Linked DNA regions of Homo sapiens: region 1 is linked to region 2. Evidence: chromatin loops called from intact Hi-C (ENCODE). Cell type or tissue: breast epithelium. All regions are shown on one strand.

Evidence for each region. Peaks named below come from ENCODE experiments on the same cell type or tissue, not always from the same donor. Only the 100,000 strongest peaks of a DNase experiment are listed, where the experiment ranks them.
Region 1: it touches region 2 in a loop (31-fold over the local background); 2 of 110 quality-filtered maps call a loop at or near these places.

What each region holds. Positions count from the first base shown.
Region 1 is chr17:42,402,037-42,404,536 of GRCh38, forward strand. CAVIN1 (caveolae associated protein 1) reads right to left here. Exons shown (of 2, transcript NM_012232.6): 2 at 413-2,500. Among named protein-coding and RNA genes, the nearest start is that of STAT3, 15 kb to the left of the region's middle. In breast epithelium, no CTCF peak of the experiment used is centred here; no DNase peak of the experiment used is centred here; H3K27ac peaks cover 2,500 bases.
Region 2 is chr17:42,069,983-42,072,482 of GRCh38, forward strand. The region is part of intron 1 of ZNF385C (zinc finger protein 385C); the gene reads right to left. Among named protein-coding and RNA genes, the nearest start is that of C17orf113, 21 kb to the left of the region's middle. RefSeq lists an enhancer at 1,445-2,418 and a silencer at 2,489-2,500. In breast epithelium, no CTCF peak of the experiment used is centred here; no DNase peak of the experiment used is centred here; H3K4me3 peaks cover 486 bases; H3K27me3 peaks cover 422 bases.

The DNA of each region.
Region 1 (2,500 bases), 330 kb after region 2:
ATAACCATGAAACAGACTATACAACCCGGTACAGACACAGGGTTATAACCATGAAACAGATTGAGGATCCAGGTGCCTTTGAATCCCAGCTCCACTGCTTCCCAGCTATGGCACCTTAGACAAGTCACTGTTTCCTCATATCTAGACTGGGAATGATAATGATAGGCTCTGCCTAGAGGGGCTGTTATGAGATTAAATAAGCAATTCCATACCAAAGTGCTTAGAACAGTTCCTGGTAGAGAATAAGGGCTCAATAAATTGGCAATTATTGTTATCTCCCTGGCCTTCCCCCACCCCAGGCACGTGAGACAAGTTTATACCAACAGTTCTCCCTCCCTCTCTTTCTCTCTCCTTCCCACCTGCCCTCTGTAACCCTATGTAACTGCCTTCAGAGAATACAATCAAACACAGATCCTTTTAGAAAAGCAGGTTTATTGGTCGGGCTGCTCACCAGGACACAGCAACGTGAGAGGTTCCCCAAGCCCACAGAAAACTGCATCTGCCCACAGCTCAGGCCCCTTCAGGCCATCAGCACCAAGGGACCTTGTCCCACAATCCCCAACCTCCCTCGGCAGAGGGGTCTTCAGCCATTCAGAGGAGAGAAGAGAACCGAGAAAGGGAAAAGGAAGAAAAAAAAAAAAAAAGCAAAGCTTTGTATTGTATAAAAGGTTTGTGTCCCCAGGCTCCCTCCCCCAATCCCTTAAAACAATGAACTGCAGTTCTAAAAAGCAGGGCAGAGAAGGTAAGGAGCAGGTGGGGGGAAGGAGGAAGCTCTCGGGGCCTCCCTTCAGGCTGTGACTGGGGAGAGGGGCTGTTCTTGCTTCTGACAAACCCCCTTTAATGGGGAGGAACAAGGGGACTCGTGTCTTGAGAACCTGGTCGTGTCTTGAGAACCCAGTCCAAACAGAATCAGGCCTCTGGACTGGGAGCAACACTCCCTTCACCCGCAAAGATTCAGGAAAAGCACCCCAAGGACAAGGAAACCAATGAGGTCTGGGCTAGCTCTGCAGCTTTAGGATACTAGCTCTAGGGAAGGATTTTTTCCTTTTTAAACAGCGTATCACTCTGTTGCCTAGGATGGAGCACAGAGGCACCCTCATAGCTCACTGCAGCCTCAAACTCCTGGGCTCTGGCGATCCTCCCGCCTCAGCCTCCCAAGTAGCTGAGACCACAGGCACGTGCCACCATGCTCCTAGGGAAGGAGCTTGAGAAGAAACTGCCAGGAGTGAACCAGGGCTGGCTGCTCTGTGATGTTCTCTCCCCACCTCCCCTCCAGCTCTCAACTTGGTGGCAGGGCCGGCACCCTGCTCTCCCTCCTAACTCCCAGCCTGCTGCTGCCCCCTTCTGGGACCCTAATTTTCTGGACTTTGAGAAATGGGCTGCCCCTGGGGGTGCCTCCAAGAGCCCATTTGAGGGATCGGGTGGGGCTGACCTCTCTGTCTTCTTTGGATCATCGCCTTCTCACACTGTCCTCCCTCTTGATTCTGAAAAATGGTCCTGCTGCCCATGGAGAACCACAGTAAGATAGATTTCTCATGCAGCTAGTGAGGGGACTTCTCTCTTCACCCATTTCCACCTTCTCCTATTTTCCTTTTTTTTCCTTCTGTTGAGATGGAGTCTCACTCTGTCACCCAGGCTGGAGTGCAGTGTCGCGACCTTGGCTCACTGCAACCTCCACCTCCCAGGTTCAAGCAATTCTCCCCACCTCAGCCTCCAAAGTAGCTGGGATTACAGGCATGCGCAACCATGCCCAGCTAATTTTTGTAATTTTAGTAGAGATGGGTTTTCGCTTAGTAGAGATGGGGTGTTTGCCAGGCTGGTCCCGAACTCCTGACTTCAGGTGATCCGCCCACCTCGGCCTCCCAAAGTGCTGGGGTTACAGGCATAAGCCACCAAGCCCGGCCGACCTTCTTCTATTTTTCCATTCTCCTTTCCAAAGCCATGGCCATGCGCTCCTGTGTACAGGTGCATAAACACATCAGTGTGCCATCCCTCACATGCATGTCGTTCCCCACCCCTCCTTCCCAGGGCTTCTCTTGGCTCCAGCGTTCCTCTGGGACCCTCTGCAGATACAGCCTGTGCTGGACCCCCAGCCAGGGTGAGGGCTCATTCTGCTCTGTCTTCCCCACTGCCTCAGTTTCCCCCAAAAGCTGCTTTCACGTCCTTCTAGTAGGGGGCCTCCCATGGGGGCAGGGATCCCCTTTAGGATTCAATCTTTCCTCTTTGGGCAGTTTTGGCTTTGAGTCCCCCAGGGATCAGGGTGAGAATGAAGAAGAGCTCAGTGAGCGGAATGACAGCAGCTGGGTGGGTGGTGTGGGGAGAGGCTGAGGGGAAGGCAGCCCCCCCAGGGGGGCCTAACCGTGGAATCACTGCAATTTCCTCTGAGATCCCGACTTGGACAACCAGGACAGGGATTGACCATTCCCTTCCCATTCCACTCGGACTGTGTCCAAGCGGGGGTTGTCCACTGCGGGGGCTGCCTCCCCATCGGGTCCTAACA
Region 2 (2,500 bases):
AATGAGCCGAGATTGCACCACTGCACTCCAGCCCCAGAGACAATGAAACTCCGTCTCAAAAAAATAAATAAGTAAAAAATAGCAGGGCGCGGTGGCTCACGCCTGTAATCCCAGCACTTTGGGAGGCCGAGGCGGGCGGATCATGAGGTCAGGAGATCGAGACCATCCTGGCTAACACGATGAAACCCCATCTCTACCAAAAATACAAAAAAATTAGCCAGGCGTGGTGGCAGGTGCCTGTAGTCCCACTACTCAGGAGGCTGAGGCAGGAGAATGGCGTGAACCCGGGAGGCGGAGCTTGCAGTGAGCCGAGATCGCGCCACTGCACTCCAGCCTGTGCGACAGAGCGAGACTCCATCTCAAAAAAGTAAAAAATAAAATAAAATAGATAAGAGAGGGGATTGGGCTCCTAGGTCCTTTGCAGGCTGAATTGCAGTGGCCACACAGAGCCGCTACTGCTAAGGTGGAAGGCAGTGGAGGCCAAGGTATATGATTCTGCCTTAGCCTGGGAGAAAGGCAGGGTGGGTGCACCTGGTGGCAAGCGCCTGTTGTCCCTGGAGCACAACAGAAACATCGCCTCCATGAATCCTCAGAACAATCCTGCGAGGCTTGACACATGAGGCAACTGAGGCTCAGCATCACAAAGAGAGGCAAGTAGGTAGGGCCAGGTCTCCTCCATTCTATGAGGCAAAGGCAGGGGGTGAGGACCCTGGCAGGCCCCATCCCAGTCATTCATGGGGTCACAGGCAGGAGTGTGGGATCCTGGCCCTCCCTACCAGCCCAGCTGCAGAGAGAAGCACCTGGAAGAAGAGAAGCCTCATCTGTTCCTGTCCTAGCAGAGTGCAAGCCCTCCTGGGCCTGGGTACCCGCTGAGTGTCCCTGAGGGGCCGTCAATGAGCATTTTGGCTTCTCCACCCTGCCACCTCCCCACTGCCCTCTCCCAGCACTGACACCTCCCCAGGGCGAGGAAGGGGAAACAGCCCTCTTTAGTGGTGTGGCCACCACAGAGTGGCACCCATCCCAGCTATTCCATGGGCCCAGGGAGCTGGGGTCACCCAGGGCCACACCCTGAGATCCCCTCAGAGGATCCAGAGGAGTCACCTGCGCCAGACCCCAGCACATACACCCCTGCTTTGCCAGAACAGGAGGCCCGGGGGCTAGGCAACAGCTGCTCCAGGTGCCAGGTGAGGGGTTCCGCTGGACACACCCAAGGCACCATGTCTGTCTTCCCATCTGAAGTGGTGACAGAGGAAGCCTGTCGCCTTCCCCTGGGGCCTTCTGGGTGCTGGAGATTTCAGGAGTGAGCTGCTGAAAGCCAACACTCCAGCTCCAAGGGAGGGAGAGAGGGCACAGGAGGTGAAGGAGCAGTATGGTCCAGAGATGAAGTCACTGTCCCCCACCGCCTCCCCTCCCTGGTCTGCTCTGTCCTCACCCCCAGTTGTCTGCATCCTCCAGAGGGCCTCAGTCCCTCCTGACACCCCCAAAGACAGGGGCTGGCTCTGCTGGCCACTGACACTCCCCCAAAGACCCCTACCCTCAGGAAGGAAGTCCTTCTTGCTGTCTAACCTGCATCTCTCCTTGCAGGGTCCATAGTGGCAACACAGAGCAGCTGCTTGTAAGGTGGGATGGTTGTCTCCATACCCCCTGTCCTTGCCTCTGCTGCCAGGCAAAGCCCAGGAAATCTGACCTATTGCCCTGTTCACACTCAGCAGGCAGAGGAGACCCGCCGGCCCCATGCCCCCTCCTAGGAGCACCAGGGCTCAGGATCCTGGCACAGCCCGGGTTTATCTCCTGCCTGCTCTCCTGCTCTCCCTGCCCAATCCCATAGGACCCAGAAGGGGAGCTCCCTCAAACCCCACTCCCTGCTTTCCACTAGTCACCACGTCCAAGTCAGGGCAGGAGCCTAAGTCCTGGAAGCCAGAAGGAGGAGGGTTGGGAGCTCCTGGGACTGTTCCTGAGTTGTGGGTGGGGGCAGAGTGTTCTGGCCAGGGGCCCCCCCATGCCCCTTGCTGAAGCTGAGACATTCTGCACGTTGGGGGTAGGAAGGGGCGGGACAGGAAGTCCTCCAATGACTGTGAATGAGGTGGAGGGTGGGGGAGCAGGAGTACTTTTTGCACCCCCCAAAAGATAATTGTTGCTCTTCCCTCCCCTACCCCTTCCCTTCTATTCCATCTCAGTGTTGATAGGGGTGGATCAACTTTTGGATTCTCTAAACTTCTTAAGAAAAGACGGTGGGTTATCTGGTCGCGCCCCCTATCTCCGGAGAATGGTCCTCTCCTTAGGGTGGGTGGGAGTAGAGGGGGAGTCTCACCCTGTACTCCCTCTCTCCCCCTAATGGGAGCTGGAAGTCCTTCTTGCCATCACCCTTGGTGTCCTCCTCGCGACCTCAGTTTCCGGTTAAGTTGCGGTTCTTTCCCGGTCACCAGGCAAGAAGGGTCTCCGCCGCTGCCCCCAGCCCTGCAGAACCACCTAAGTGCTGAGCACGCGGCGGGCCCCCTCC